2 separate regions of the Homo sapiens genome follow, and region 1 is linked to region 2. The links are chromatin loops, found by intact Hi-C in ENCODE. Cell type or tissue: IMR-90. All regions are shown on one strand. Links, peaks and the distances in the headings refer to the core of each region. The heading gives the core; the rest is flanking DNA. Region 1 overlaps DROSHA (drosha ribonuclease III). Region 2 has its middle 790 kb from the start of CDH6.

Region 1 (8,532 bases), core at 368-8,367, 1.1 Mb after region 2:
GACTAAACTGTAAAAGACTAGTAACATCCTGGCCAGGTGTGATGGCTCACGCCTTTAATCCTAGCACTTTAGGAGGCTGAGGCGGGCAGACCTGAGGTCAGGAGTTCGAGACCAGCCTGACCAACATGGCAAACCCCTGTCTCTACTAAAAATACAAAAATTAGCCAGGCATGGTGGCAGGTCCCTGTAATCTCAGCAACTTGGGAGGCTGAGGCAAGAGAATCGCTTGAACCCGGGAGGCAGAGGTTGCAGTGAGCCGAGATGGCACCACCGCACTCCACCCTGGGTGAGAAGAGTGAGACTCTGTCTCAAAAAAAAGACTAGTAACATCCAGTATTGGCAGGTGTATAGAAAAAGAGTACTTTCTGTTGGTCAGAAAGAGTACTGTTGGTCAGAACTACAAATTGGTATGTCCTTTCTAGAGAAAACTTGGCCAACATCATTCTGAATTTAAAATGTACATACTATCTTAACACATAATTTCACTACTAGAACTCTACCTTACAGAAACAAACAAATGCAACAGGATAGACACAGACTATTTCTGAAGCATTTATACAAAATGGGGAAACAATGGAGAACTCCAGAATATTTGTCACCATAGGAATTATAAACAAATTAATGTCCATCCATACTATAAAATGCTAAGTATGCATCAAAGAATGAAGCAAAGCATTTACAGTACAGAGAATGCCTGAAGTATCTGAGTTTAAAAAAAAAAGGAAGTTGTGTAACATATTGTTATTCCACTTGAAGAAAAAAAGCATAATTCTCCTTAAAGCAGTTAAAACAATACAAATCAAGCCATTTACAGCATTTACCCATTTTCACATGTTCAGAAGGAAGTGTTCACTGTTTTTACTTTACATACTTTTGTATTGTTTGTATACACACACATACACACAGAGTCAACTCAATCAAAAGCAAAAGCAACACTTCAATTTTCTAAAGAAAGAAATTGTTCTTTTCAATAAATGGTGCTGGGTCAATTGGATACCCACGTTGAAAATACTGAGTTTTGACCCATATCTCATACGAATTGTGAAAACAAATTCAAGACTGATTACAGCTCTGAAAGTGAAGAAAATATAAGTGAGTATCTTGACTTTAGGGTAGGCGAAAATTTCATAAATATGATACAAAAAGCTCTAATCATAAAGGAATATATATCTATAAATTGGACTACATAAAAATTAAGAATTTCTATTCAACAAAAATCATCAAGAAGATCAAAAAGCAATCTACAGAGAAGGTATTAGATATATATATATTCATGACATTTATATTCATGTTCTATATTCACTATATATAACATATATTCACTATATATCTGTATCTGTATATTTGAATAGCATATGTACGTTCACCAAAGACATGTACGTGTTGTTTAGTGAGCATATATACATATTTTTCTGTTACATATATACCATACCAGGTGGAATTCTGGCTGTGTGTATATTAAGCTTTGTAGACACTTTCAGTTCTCCAAAGTGACTGTACTGTTTTACCTTCTCATTAACAGTGTATGAAAATTCAAGTTATTTCACATTCTCACCACTTGGCATTTATTTTTTCTTTGTCAATTTAGCCATTCTGATGTGTGTTCAGAAGTATCACATTGTGATTTTAATTTGCATTCTCCTAATGACTAATAAAATGGAGCACTATTTCATATATTTATTAGGTACCTAGATAGTGTTTTTTTTAAAGTGCTCATTCAAGTCTTTTGCCCGTTTTTCTATTGGCAATGTCAGTATATATATATATATATATATATATACTGAAAATACTCAAATGTCCATTAATCATAGATAGGTTTATTTTAATTTAGTCATCCCATATAATACTATATAGTAGTGAGAATGAGCCAACTACAGTTAAGTGCAACAGGATATGATTCTGAAATACATTAAACAAAAGACAGAAGCAAAACAGAATATAAAATTCTAGTTTTTATAGTTCAAAAACAGGTAAAACTAATACATGGTGTTTCAAGTCAGAATAGCGGTTACCCTTGAGGGTCTCAGCAGCGACTGGAAAGGGGTCCGAAGGGGGTTCTTGGAAGCTACTAATCTTGATCTGGGTGCTGGGTGGATGGTCATATTCACTTTGTAAAAACTCACTAAGGTCCTATATTCATGATCCATGCACTTTTCAGTATTTATGTTATAGTTCAACCAAAAGTTTACTTTATAAAAATGAGAGATAATACCAAAGACTATTTGAAAAGCACACTCACTAGTAACCAAAAACATGAATACTTAGATAAGGCATTATTATGACCAATTAAATAAAATCAGTAAACAAGCATTTACTGCGTCCCTGCTATGTGCCATGAAGTATGTTAGCACTAGTGATACAACAAGACAGACAAATGTTTACTCTTCAGCCTCATGGAACTCACCACTGAAATTTTTTAAAAGGAAGAAAGAAAGGAGAGAAGGAAGATGGGAAAGGCAAAATGCTAAAAATGAATAATAATGCATTTTTCATGGCAGCACAAACTGATGTTATTCTTTTGACAAGAAATTTGGCACTATATATCACAATCTTTAAAAATATCCATCTGCTCAATGAATTATTAAAAAATAGATGCAAATCATATACTAGTAGATGACAACTACGTAAAAAAAACCCTTCTGCACAGAAAAAAATGAAAATATATATCAAAATGTTTTTTTTTAATTCACCATTTTCTAAAAGATCTTTAACAAAGTCACATTATGAATAACAAATCAACCGTAATTTCCTATCTAATACCAAAATGCATTTTATACATCAGGTATTTTTCTGTATCCTTCGGGGTCTTCTTAGTATGTATATTTTCAAAGGGGAGTCTAATGAAAAGGTAAACCCTGTTTAAAAACAAATCAATAGACCTTTTTCTTTATGACAACCTAAATGTTATCCCCACATAGTTACGTGAGAGTTGAAATCTCACAAAGTAAATATCCAACAGCAGATTTTTCTTTAAGGTGATTTTAAAACTGCCCACTTTCTCTCAGACATCTGTTTGGTCATAAAACGCCTACAGGAAAGTAGATATAGAAAGGAAAAGGCTTTTCAGCAAATTCACTCTAACACCATTTTCTAATAAGTTTACTGTTGAAGCTCCATTCTAAAATCAAAAGATTCATTCACCAGAAGAGAAGAAACGGCATCTCAATAAAACAAAACCAGATATAAAAAGGAGAAAAGCCTTTGAATGCATTTCTAAACAAAATAAACATGAACAGTAATACTAAAAATCTGAGTAATGCTAACCTAAAATAAACTAAGCCATTTTGACTGCCTGGACTGAGGAAAGAGTATCAGGAAAAAATCTTGAGAAAAATCTAAACCAGACAGAGTAGACAAGAAACTAAAGCCACACAAGAGGAGTCAAAGAGACAGGAGGAAAGTAAGGAGCACCCAGGCACCAGAGCAGGGAAGAGACTAACACTGAGGCACATGCTCTGCACTTGGTCTGTAGGAGGCTGCCTCTGGCATCGGCAGCTACAGTGGGCTAGGGACAGTTAGAGAGGGTCTGGCACTGAAGCAAAACTTGGCTGTGAATGGACAAGGGCACTGGAGGAAGCCAGACTCCGACAGGCTCACTGCAGGGCTCTCAGGCATGAGGGAGACAAGGGCTCCTGCCCAAGGGAGACAGGGGCTTCTGCCCATGGGAAGACAGGAGGCATAAGGAGGACAGCACAAACACAGCACTGAAATTCTTTAACTGCTGATATTGGGTGGAAAGGTTACACGAAGAAAAGCTCCCCAACCAAGATTATAGACCACAGATTTATAGCAGCAGCTATGTTTTACTCTTCAGTATTACTGAGTGGCCCATATATAGAAGAAAAGGCAAGCAGTTGGATTGATGACATTAACTCGGAGATGATGGCCATACAGGCAGCTAAGACAGCTAGAACTGACAGGGTAAACATCAGAGCACAGGACCTGGTGGGGAAGGCAAAGGAAAGTAGCCATACATAAGGAGAAGAGGGAAGATCCAAGTAGATGCAAAGGCAATAGGGACATGAGAGGCTAGACTGAAGGATGTCACCAGAAAGTGAGATAATGGAGTCAAATTCTAGGGAGAAATTAATGTAGGTTGGTGGCATGGTCCAAGGTTTTATCTTAAGATTAAGCGGCTGAGTGGTGACAATCCTTACAGTAGAAAAAGTCAAATAATTATATAGCTCAGGGTAGAATGGTAAGTGAAGTTCACCAGGCTGGTAACAGAACCTTGTGGAGAGAGGAAACTGTAAGCCAGGTTTCACAGCATTTGATAAAGCAGGTAATTGACTAGGAAATAAATAAAGAAGGAGTGGGAATAGGGTGCCAGAAGCCTCAAGGAGAAAGATTTGCAAACAAAAAGGCAACCAAAAGATTTCATTAAAAATACTTTTTTTTTTTTTTTAATTTTTAGAGATAGGGCCTTGCCATGTTGCTCAAGCTGGTCTCAAACCCTCACTGGGCTCAAGCGATCCTTCCTTCTCAGCCTCCCAAATAGCTGAGACTATAGGTACATGTCACTAAACTGACTCCAAGCATTTTTAAAAACACTAAATATAATGCCAAATATTACAGGTGGATTCTTTTTAAAAAATTAGAAAACAGTTAAAATATTGCTTTAAAAAACTGTCATATATTTCCCTATATTTTATTGGGAGAAAAAATTATTTTATACCTTTTTTTCACTGTAAAATGAATTCAAGCACATGTCAAAAGATAAGAAAAAATCACTATAATCCTACTACCTTAATGTAACTATTATTACAGTAATTTTTTCAGCAGTTATAATCATATTGCATTTAAATTTTTTTATTGTTTTCCAATTAGCCATATGCATTTTTTAAGCCACAATCATTTCTCCACATTAACACACCCGCATGATATTTTGTCAAGTAGATTTCTAAAATTTATAAATCTGTTCTTCCATTGTTCATCTAATTTGGACTACCATAATTTATGCAGGGATATAAATCCACATGTATAATTTTACATTTCCGTGCCTAACCTGAGAAGTAGATAATTAACAGTATCGAAGGTGGGAAAGTTGTCCCTGAAGACTGAAAGGAAAATGGCAAGCTTATTTTCAGATGCACTATCTCACCAGGTCACTGACAAGCCAGAAGATTTACCTGGAAGAAATCTTACAAAACGTGGCATGAAATGAAATCTTGGGCAGCAGGGAGGGCTGTCTTCAAACAAAGGACCTGAAGCAAACAAATGAGAAAAAAAAAAAAAAAAGAAAACTCAGTCTTAAAAAACAAGCACTGCAACTTAATTTCTAAGATTTATGATAACCACAAAAACTACCACCAGAAGTAGAGGCATAAAAATTACCACCACCTCCTGCCACTCCTCCTCAGTGGCTAAATCAATCATTGGTAACTGCCACAAGCACCCAAGGAAGACTGCAATGAGGAGACTACAGGAAGGCAAGAAGAGGATGAAAGCCCCAAGTAGCAAATACATACAGTAAAATTATTTTTAAAATTCAAAACTATCAAGACTTATTATAATTGAATTACTGCATGATATAATGTGACTATGTGTTCATTCTTTCCCATTTTAATCACTACACTAAAAAAAAAATGTTGAGAAATGCTATCAGTTTGAAAAGCCATTCACCAATAAATAAGTAACTGTTTGCTAGAATACGGATACTTCCAACCGCTGGGCGCAGTGGCTCACGCCTGTAATCCCAGCACTTTGGGAGGCCGAGGCAGGCGGATCACGAGGTCAGGATATCGAGACCAACCTGGCTAACACAGAGAAATCCCGTCTCTACTAAAAATACAAAAAAAAATTAGCCGGGCGTAGTGGTGGGCGCCTGTAGTCCCAGCTACTCGGGAGGCTGAGGCAGGAGAATGGCGTGAACCCGGGAAGCGGAGCTTGCAGTGAGCCGAGATTGCGCCACTGCAGTCCGCAGTCCGGCCTGGGCGACAGAGCGAGACTCCGTCTCAAAAAAAAAAAAAAAAAAAAAAAAAAAAGAATACGGATACTTCCAAAAAAGTAAGCTACTATCCAAGAACCAAGCATCAAGTCTTTGAATCTATCTAGTTCACTCTAAGTGTCTGCGTGTGTGCATGTGTGTGTTTTAATGACTAACCAAAGTTTTGCATCTTAGAAGATTTATTACAGCAAAGTTTACTAGATTTAAAATATTAACTAATGGTAATTTCCCAGGTACACATATATCAAGGTAGCTACACATAATAACTGGTACCATCTTCAAGCCGCTACCAGCTAATAATAAGCCCTGTCAAACTGTATAAAGTAAAATCCATAGAAACTTATTCATGTCAAATGATAACAAGCATTCCTGTGAATAACACTTTTCTCTGGGTATTTAAAAAATAAGAGAAATTTCAACTATCTCCCTACAACTTTTATAAGAGTTTTCACATATACCATAATGTTCTTCCATAAACACTACTCTCTTCTTTAAATCCTATTACTTACCTTTAAGATTCCAGTCATATAATTCCAAAATATCTCTGAATAGGAACAGTGAAAAGAGTTCAAGCCCTTTCACACAAAAATTCTGAAAAATAAACCAAAATTAAATTACTGTAGTTTGGCAAAATATACATTAACTGAAGGTTCAACTTGTTCTTGTCAAGTGTCTTTAAAAGTGTCTGTTAAAACTATACTAAGACCATATAGTTTCCTGAAGAGTTTGGCCACTGATCGCTAGTTTCAGATGGAAATGAAATAGACAATAATGCCACTAGGATTCCTTAATGTCAACTTAGCCCTTCTCAGTATACAAATAAAATAAGAAATTCAAAAAGTAAAGTCTCACTTATATTAATATATTTTTCTAATTCAATTATAAACTGTGTCAGAATCTTCTGAGGATGTTTTGTTAATTCAGATTATACATATGCACCTGATAGGCTTGTCCCCCACCCCCGCCCCATACATCCAGCATAATTGTCATGGAGTTACCAAAAAACAGAGGTCCTGTGTACCCAAAAAGTTCAAAAAGTAATGAATGCAAATAAAGGGCTAAGAAAATTATACAACTCTGCACCAAAATTTCTCCTGTAAACAAGCTAAACAGATATATTTGCAAGTGAGACTTATCTCATAATTCTTCCTCCTACTTGTTTTGCTCGGAGTTCATAAATCACCCTGCGTGAGATCACGCCAGAAGTCATAAACTTTTACAATAGCAAATGAAGGCATATGACCTTAAAAACCAAAAGGAAGTTAAAAAAAAAAAAAAACCCTTCTAAAGCAGGAGAATGAAGGGGTGGTTCTTTTTCTTTAATTCTTTTTGAAAGGAAGGTACAATAAACAACACTTGCTCAGAATGAAACAGGTGCCAACTAGGCACACATGTGATGCCGATCAATTTCCCCCTCCACACTCCCTGCCCATGACAGAGCTGTCCCATTAAACAAGGTTTGCAAGCAGAGCCAGGGGCTCCGGAAATTGACCCTGACTCCAACACAATGTTAAGTGCACAAGCTTGTTTGCTGTCTAGTTGTTATTTCTTAGTATGATTTGTTGACACCACTAAATTCAAGATCAGACTATGAATCATTCTGAGATTCACATTAATCTTCCTTTGGAATTTTAAATCTCTTGCATATATTGAGATAAATCTGCTGTTGAGCACTCGCAATGAAAAACAATTAGGAAAAATATGTAAATATATGGGAAGAAAAATGAACCAAGCATTGATCTTGTCATTGGAGATAACGAATAAGATTATTACAACAGCTATCAGATTGTTTCACTATTCCAATTTCCCCTCTGATAATGGCCAGTAACCAAAATCTGTCCCCTACGTAAAAGAAACTAGAAACAGATGTAAAGTTAATATCAGCAGACGTAACACAAGGAGAAAGGGGTATAAAAACAGGTCAACAAGTTGAAAATTGGCCTGAATTTTAACCTTGATACTAGAGCTACATTTCACTGACTCTTTCAACAGTGAATATGATACTTTAGAGATATTCCTGGCAAAAGCCAGATCTGGCCAAGTTCAATGCTTTAAAATAGTAGTATGGAACAAGCAAAAGAGCAAACTACATCAAACCACACACAATCTTTTCCCTTACCTCCGGCATCATCTCTTCAATGAAATGAATCGTGTAGTCTATGTTGAATCTAATTACTTTACACAGTGGAATCTGCAATAAAAAGAAGTGAGGTTCAGTTCCCCAACGTCTCCCTGCAGGCTCATATTATACACGTTTGTTACCTGACCCAAAAGGCCATGAACCAAATGAGAAGGCTTCACCTTCATCTCAGCGGCTAACAACACTGCACATGAAGCTTGACCACAACTGCTGGATTTTAATGACAAGAACCCAGCTGGCCTGGCCTCGCCAAGAAACCTGCATAATGTGGTGCTTAATTAACAGTATTAGCAGCAGCAACACAAACATGACAAGAACCCATTAAAACCACAAGTATCACCTCTAAAGAATTAATAAAACCATAACCATAAACATTTCTGTTTCTCAAGTTTTTAAAATATTTTAGAATCTCTGGCTCCTTAGGCAGATCAGGGATAGTAGGGTG
Region 2 (8,532 bases), core at 177-8,176:
GATGTTTTCTACCATTGCCAGAAGCAGATATCTCTTCCTGCTTCAATATTCTTCATAGGTTTGCCCCTGGCTAAATATTAGAGATTTATGCAGTTGCTGGCTGGCCCTTTTCACAATAACACACAGCAATTTTATCTGCTTGTTGTGTATTTTTCCCCATTCTATGTTTTACTCATAAGTTTGAGAATAGTGGCAGTCACATAGGAAGTAGGCATTACTCATTCATGGGAATAGAATTCAGACAAGAGGTTAGAGTAGAAAACACCAATTCTGGAAAATGTTGATGAAGTTTTGTTCTCTCAAGGAGTTTTATCACACATATGGACTGTTCAGTAGAATCCTGATTGATCAAGTGGACCAACCAATACAATGTTTATGCTTGAAAAACCAAGATTAACACAAATGATGTGTGTGTTATTGAACATCTTAATGTTAGTGGGAAATCATCATGTGTACACATAAATATAAATCATAACAGCAACTCTGATGTATGCAGAAAGTTCATATCTTTCAAAACATAAAAATAGTGATACGAGTTCTCATGGTCAGGGTAAAATGAGTATATCATTTTAAATTGCATTGCATTATATTTTTAAATTTGTAATTAATATCACAAATAATCAGTTAATTTAAATTCCTTTTTAAATTATACTTAATTTGTTTACAAATGCAGAAGTTAACTATGTGTTAACTCTCATAATGCACAATAAAGATGTTGATTTTTAAGATTCTAATAGACACAATTTTCATTTTTGACATTTTAGCAACCATCTTAAATTACAGAAAATTATAACAACTTGAAACCATGTTCATTTCAACAGGAATAAATAGCATTGTTTAACGCTAAGACAATTGATGACAAAATGACAGTCAATAAAATCAAAGCACTATCCAAACCATACCTGGTGAATCTGTCTTAAGCAACATCAATCAAATAATGAAATACAGATTTCAAAAATGCCTCAAAATGCATAAGGTACAAGGAGATATACATTGACATAAACCTTATTATTTAGTTTTCTGGAAAAGCAAAGCAATAATTTTCTTAAAAAGTTGTTCAGCATGACTTAAAACTCATGTTTCATGATGCCAAATTAAGCAGTGGAATAAAATTTAAGCAGTTACATTTTTAGAAAAAATCAGAATTAGCAAATTCAGCATTTAAATCAGTGCACCAGGCAAAACATGAAATAAGCCATAATATATAGGAAAAGGAAATGAATAAAGTTAAAAGCTAAAATATTTGAATTGACTCACTCATACACCAAATTTGATAAATCAACCTAAAGGATTATATTTTTAATTGACCTAGTTGTTATATGAGATTTTAAGAAATAATTTTCTATTATACAATAAAATATAAGGATCACAGAACAAGAATACATAATGACATATCACAACATTTTAAAACCTAGGTGAAGTCAGTACATTTTTATGAGCATGGATTATTGAAATTCTCTGAAAAGAAATAAAAATATTGACGTAAAAACAAGAAGGATTTGTTTTTTGTTTTTTGTTTTTTGTTTAAAAAAAAAACAAAAACAACTTACCCCCAAACAAGTACGAGATCTAGTTAAATCCATGGATTCATAGGTATGACATTAGCTTTTTGACTAGGCTATGAATAGAAGCTAGAAAGATATCAAGAAGACTGTTAGCAGGAAAACAAAAGACACTAAGAAAATATTTATAAGAACCTGGAATAAAGATCACATATGTGACAGAAAGTTTATTTAGTAAAACTGTGCCCTGCGAAAACATGAAAAATAAAAAGCAATCTTAGATCTGGGAATCTAACTTGGGATTTCCAAGCAGAATATCAAAAGTGTCAACTGGTTTATTTCAACTGTATATGATAGGTGGGAATAGAGACAGAAATGTAGAGTAAAACTTGAAATATTTTACTTTAAGCAGAATTTAGCCAAAATATAAAGAAGCCAGCATTTTCTGGGATAGAAAATAAAAATGTTTTTCACTATAATCTTTCCATTTAGCAAAAATGTCTTCAAAGTAGGAAATAACATAATGGTAAAGTTAATATCCACAATACTACTATGGAAACAAAACCTCAAGGTAAAGCTCGTATCATGGGGGTGATTGTAAAGCCTTTGTTAAGACCTCAGAAAGACTTAAGACAGACTTTTGAAAACCATCTCGTCTAGACTAGAGGACAGTACATTTTTTGTAAGCCCCAGACAGTAAATATTTTAGACATTTCTGGCCATATGATGTCTGCAGCAACCCTCAACTCTGTCACTTTAAGGAGACTATGGGACTGGAGAGTATGGGAGAAGAAAGAAGTGAGGAAAGGAAGGAGAGGAGAAGAGAGTTGAGAACAAAACAAAACAATATATAAATTATGTACATTTCAGCATGCTATAACCTCCAAAAATTATTAAAACATATATTGCTCCCTGGTCAGCTTTGGTGAGGCTGCTTTAAAAGCGGGGGGATTAGGACTGGCACCAACCTGAGACAAATTCCAAACTCATCTTTACTTTGCCTTTTATCTTATAGTGCCTGGTCAACAGCCTGTATGAAAAGGTTTATCCTGAGCTACTGCAATCTTCTCCAGAATTCTCCTCCAGTTCCTAGCCCCTGGCATTCGCCTCTCTCGAGTTGCATGGGTCTTCTTGGTATAACTTCCTAGTTCATTTCAGATACTGTCTCCTGCTTTCAGTCTCAGGCTTTGGCTCACTAGTTTCCTTTACTGGACACTGCAGCTTCATTATAAGTCTTCTCTGGGATCAGAGGGACTTCATCGCCTGGTTATTTTTCTCTGCCCACCTTTCAATCCAGATATTTTTGCTACTTTCATATCCCTGACTTTCATCTCTCCCACACTTAAAAATCTGGGTAAATTTTTGCTATATTTCTCCCAATTTCCTGCCATTGCCACCATTCTCTCCTACCTTAGAACTTTTGTTTTTTGTTTGTTTTTGTTTTTTTGAGACAGGGTCTCCCTTTGCCACCTAGGCTAGATGCAGTGGTGCAATTACGATTTACTATAGCTTCGACTGCCCGGACTCAAGGAATCCTCCTCCCTCAGCCTCCCAGGTAACTGAGACTACAGGCATGTGCCACCATGCCTGGCAAAATTTAAAAAAATGTTAAAGAGTCTCACTATGTTGCCCCAGCTACACTTGAACTCTCAATCTAAAACGACCCTCCTGCCTCACCCTCCCAAAGTGCAGGGATTATAAGCACTGGCCAGTGCACCTGGCCTACTTCAGAACTTTGCATTCATCATTGGGACAACTATGATTTGGTTGTTTTTTTAATTGTTTGTGAGTACCTAAAGATGGTCACTCTCGGGAGATTGGGATGAATTATGAGATACATGTTACACTTCATTACTTTGTAGAAACTCTAAAAATTTTTTAATCCTATGCAAAATGTTTTGATGGAAGCCATGTGATTTTATTAAAGTTAAAGCTGAAGAAATAAACACATTCTCAAGTGCTACTGCAAATAATGTATTAAAGTTGAACATGGTTAAAATGTTTGCAGCCCTTAGGTAAAGTATTTAACTGAAAATAATAAAGAACTTGATGACAACTAATTGGCTGCTTTTTGATGTTATAAACCAAAAGACAATTTTTTAAGCATAAACTACACAACCTCAAACATAACCATGAGGATCCACTAACAATTCAAACGTAGCATAATGTGTTGTCTCCCGATCTTTATTTCAATGACATTTAAGATAGTAAGGTCTATGAGATCTGTAGCTATAAATATTTCTACATTTTAGTCTCTGAGGTTTCACTTTCTCAAAGGGAGTAAGTGGTTTTAGGAGATATTGCTAAGTGATATGAAATATCTGAACCACCAATTTTAACACAGAATTCTGAAAGTTCTTCATTCTAACTGTTGCTGACGTCTCTGCAATTTCTCCACTTTTTAATATCACAAGAGAAAACACAGGCTGAGATTGTTTTCTGCCACTATGCTGGTGGTCATAGTTTCAGTGTTACTGTTCACAAGACAAGAACTCTACTCTGGTGTCACTTTGCCATGTTCATCACCTGTAAATATTTTCCTTGAAGGGACTATTGTAAAAAATAAATCTACCCTTTCAAGTCATTTTTGAAAACTTAGTATGTGCTCATGTGAGACGGTTACGAAAATGTTCAAAAAGCATGGTATTTGTTTCTTCTCCAAGGATAAATCTCATCAGCTGTAGAGGAAGCATCAGTGTTACCAGCTGAGGGCGGCAGAGAGACATAAGACAGGTGAAAAGAAAGGTCATGTTGGGTTGTCAGTAATCCTAATTCTTTTGGAATTCAGAAATTCTGTCCCTGGGATCAGATGTAAATTAGTTTCAATTAGTAGTGACAGTGTCTAGAGTTAGTCTGGGAAGGAAAGACTTTAGCTCTCCTTCCCCCTTTGTCCTGCATTTATTTAAATATAGGCAATTGTGTTTTGGAAATCAATTTTACATACATTTATATGCAAACCCTTCTTAGATTACTTCTTACAAGAGTTTTGTCCTTCTGTAAAAATTCTGAAGTTTCCACCTCCATTGTTCCATTTAGGGATTACAATAATACAGATTACATTAATTTACAGGTGCAGTGGATTAAGGTAGCCCTTGGCCAAAAAATAAACTCAAAGATAGATGTTAAAAAAAAAACCCTATGTAAATTATCTCATCCACAGATACATTTTTTTAATTGGAGGCCCATAGCCTTCACTTTTAGAAAAATAACATGTTAAAAATAAAATACATTTTTTATTCAAATCTAATATTTACTTGATGAATATTAGTTTTTTCTTTCCATTCACTCCAATTCTATTATGTTAACTTGATTTATTTCATTTGTCTATTCTGATTTTATAATCCATGGTAATAGCTGGTGCTTGTTACATATATTTTTGGCATTTTATTTTCTATTGTTTCATATTTTATCCCAGATTCTTTTAGAACAATTTTGATTTTAAATATTTTCTATTTCTTTCCCCCCAGCAATAACAGAGCATTTGAATTTTAATCTCACTTGTATTTAACCAGAAGTTAATAAATTCTAAATATACTCAAGTATGATTTTAGATATTTCTTTAAGAATGCTCTTTTTATGTTATAGTTTTATCCTTACATTATTCTATTTTTATTATTAAGAATAGAATTTTTATTATCTTTAGGATTCCAAGGTGTGCTAATATTTTAAAACTTTTATTGATGCACAATTGATTAGTACATGTCTGACAAGCTTATAAATAGCTTAAGTAATTATAATAAATTGTTAATTTTTTATGCTGCTATTTTCAGCAAAGTAATAATTTCATTTTAATGGTTTACCCCATAATAATTATGGTTTACATGGCACTACAAAACCATTACATGGAATTCTTGAAGTAATTATAATGAAACTGTTGGTTGCCACTTAACATTCATTCTCTTTTTTCCTTTATAAAAGACTAAAACTAGGCCGGGCGCAGTGGCTCACGCCTGTAATCCCAGCACTTTGGGGGGCCAAGTCAGGTGGGTCACTTGAGGCCAGGATTTCGAAAGCAGCCTGGCCAACATGGTGAAACCCCATCTCTACTAAAAATACAAAAATTAGCCAGGTGTGGTGATGCACACCTGTAATCCCAGCTACTTGGGAGGCTGAAGCAGGGGAATCGCTTGAACCTGGGAGGCAGAGGTTGTAGTGAGCTGAGATCGTGTCACTGTACTCCAGCCTGGGCAACAGAGTGAGACCCTGTCTCAAAAAAAAAAAAAAAAAAAAAAAACACTGAAACTAAAGTTACAACAAAATGTGTTTTTTGTAGTATTGTTAAAAATAATAAACGTCTTAGATTTTCTTGAAGCAAGAGTGGCCAAGTAACTCAACTCTAGGTCATAATATTTATTTAAGAATACTGATGGAGGGTTCCAGAAAAAGTCTTTTACAAATAGTCATATTCGAGTGGCCTGACTCTGCAGTCCTGCGCCCTGTATCTCTTCCTCCTGTCTGGATCACAGAAGCAGCATCCATAGCCAGAGCAACTGTTACATGAAGGGGTTTTCTCTTGTTTATAGGTAAACACACTCCTGACTGATGAAGATGTTATCCTTACATTTTGTGTTCAATCATTTATCTCTAGGACTTGGAAAAAAAAAACATATTGGGCCTGGAATATGGATTTTAGAATTCCTGGCATTTCTTTTTCTGTGTTATTGCTTTCAAATTATTGAAGATACTGAAAAAAGCAAAAAAAAAAAAGAATAAAGAATAACTTAGAACATCAATATCTATGATTCAGATTATGAAAGTGTAGAGAAGCAGATGAGTAGCGGTTCTTTGTATTGTTTGATGATTGTGGTGTATCTTTTTGTTCTATTTTCTAACATAATTTTTGTTATTGTTTGTAAACTCTTTGTTTATAATATCCATAGGGCTGACTCCTATTCTAAAATCTTATTTTGGATACTCACTTCATTTGTTTCCTTATTTTATATCTTTATTTTTGGCAGGCATTTTCAATGAACATTTTAAAAATAATACCAATGCTAACAATTATAATTATTCCTCTAAGTATATTTGGCCAAATCTTTATAATTTTAATAAACTTTTTCTTACCCTTATCTAAATTTGTTATATTCTGTTGTCATATTACATTATATCATTTATGTATGCTATATACAGTATTTCTTTTATTAGCTTATTAGATAAAATACAAATTTACTGAATTACTTCTTAAATACTAAGCCATAAAATCTTAAAATCTTGTATCGTTTATTTCCAATGTATTTGTTCAGGTAATGTGACAAGTCGCACATAAAATGTTTTGAAATATATTAAAGTATTATTTGCAATTAATTTTACAATCAATTTCTATTTAAAATTTTGGGTTGTTAGGTCCAAACACTGTTTTCACGTAAAATTTAGTCTTGTTAATTATATTGTTAAATTCCATCATGTTCTTTTTTACTCTGTCGTAGGATATAAGTGCTATGTTAAAAATCTCTCACAGAATGTTTTATCTATTTCCCTGTTTTTTTCTTTTTTAAGACGGACTCTCGCTCTGTCTCCCAGGCTGGAGGGCAGTGGCGCGATCTCCGCTCACTGCAAGCTCCACCTCCCGGGTTCACGCCATTCTCCTGCCTCAGCCTCCCGAGTAGCTGGGACTACAGGTGCCCGCCACCACGCCTGGCTAATTTTTTGTATTTTTAGTAGGGACGGAGTTTCACCGTGTTAGCCAGGATGGTCTGGATCTCCTGACCTCGTGATCTGCCCGCCTCGGCCTCCCAAAGTGCTGGGATTACAGGCGTGAGCCACCACACCAGGCCCTGTTTCCCTATATTTTAACAAATTCATGGGTTTTTTTTGTTCTTGGCCCGGTGACATAATTTGGCCAATGAAGTGCAAGGAGAGGCTTTCAAGCTAGTTGGCAGAAGATTGAACAGGCAGCACTCATTTCTTCTTGCATAGTTTCCTCTGCCACAAGAACTGCAGTAGTCTACAGGCCGTTCTGTTGGCTTCCATGTGGAGTGAAGATCATGCGAAGCATTGGCATAGCTGGTCCACAATGGACGTGCAGAATGAATGAAATAATTCGAATTACTTATGGGGTTGTTTTCACTTGCAGCATATCTTACCTTTTGATAATTGGTAAAATAATTAAGTGTAGATGAAACAGATAAATGAGATGAGATAAAAAATAAATGAGTCTGAATTTCAGGGGAGATATATGGGTAGGAGGTATAACTTCGATGGTCAGTAACACAGATGGTGTTATCCAACGGAATAAGTGTAGAGAACAAGACAAGAAATCGGAAGACGGAGGTCTGGGACCCGCAACGTTAAGAGAGCTGAAAGAAAAAGAGGAAGCAGAAACAGAAATAAAAATGTTGAAAACAAAGAGGTAAATGGGAAACCAAAAGAGTATGGTAACCTGGGAGTTTAATAAAAAATGAGTTTCAAAGAGAAGGAAACCCTCAGCTACATCAAATGCTGCATATTGGTGGTGTGAAATTGACAATTGACCACAGGGTTTAGCAACTTGAAGATCACTGGTGAGCTTGACCAGTTGTGGGGGAAGAGTGGAGACAAACGCATGTTTGGACAGGATTTAAGAGAAAATTGGAAAAGAAATGTTGGAGACATCAGATGCAAACAACAGTTCTGAGAGGCACTGAAAAGGGAAGAAAATAAACAGCAATAGCAGCTGGGGAAATGGGATAAGAAAAAAGAGTTTTTTAAAAGAGGAGAAACTGCGGAATGTTAATGAAAGTAACATACAGAGATAAACATGATAATGCAAGAGAAACAGGTGAGAATTGAAAATGTGCCCCAAGTCTGTGCAATAGAATGGAATTCACTGCAAAAATTATTGGAAATATCTTCAGATAAGAATATGATTAGTTATTCTGTAGTAACAAGATGAAAACAACAATATATGAGTACAGATGCTGGTACATGGTGGTAGTAATCTGTGTGCTTGACTTCAAGTTCCCTAGAAGCGAGCCTAAAATGGGGATTCCCGTGCAAGTGACTTATCTAGCAGCTGTTCTTGGAAGCTAAACCTACCAGAAGGTTAGAAAAG

Evidence for each region. Hi-C counts contacts between places; a loop is a spot of excess contacts. Peaks named below come from ENCODE experiments on the same cell type or tissue, not always from the same donor. Only the 100,000 strongest peaks of a DNase experiment are listed, where the experiment ranks them.
Region 1: a loop joins it to region 2, with 9 times the contacts of the local background. A loop is called at or near these places in 2 of 110 quality-filtered maps.

Annotation. Positions count from the first base shown.
Region 1 is chr5:31,478,425-31,486,956 of GRCh38, forward strand. It overlaps DROSHA (drosha ribonuclease III), which reads right to left. Exons shown (of 36, transcript NM_001382508.1): 14 at 8,067-8,138; 15 at 6,457-6,538; 16 at 5,130-5,204. Among named protein-coding and RNA genes, the nearest start is that of DROSHA, 49 kb to the right of the region's middle. In IMR-90, for the core only: no CTCF peak of the experiment used is centred there; no DNase peak of the experiment used is centred there; H3K27ac peaks cover 2,394 bases.
Region 2 is chr5:30,397,471-30,406,002 of GRCh38, forward strand. No RefSeq gene overlaps it. Among named protein-coding and RNA genes, the nearest start is that of CDH6, 790 kb to the right of the region's middle. In IMR-90, for the core only: a CTCF peak has its summit at 4,219 (motif pointing right); no DNase peak of the experiment used is centred there.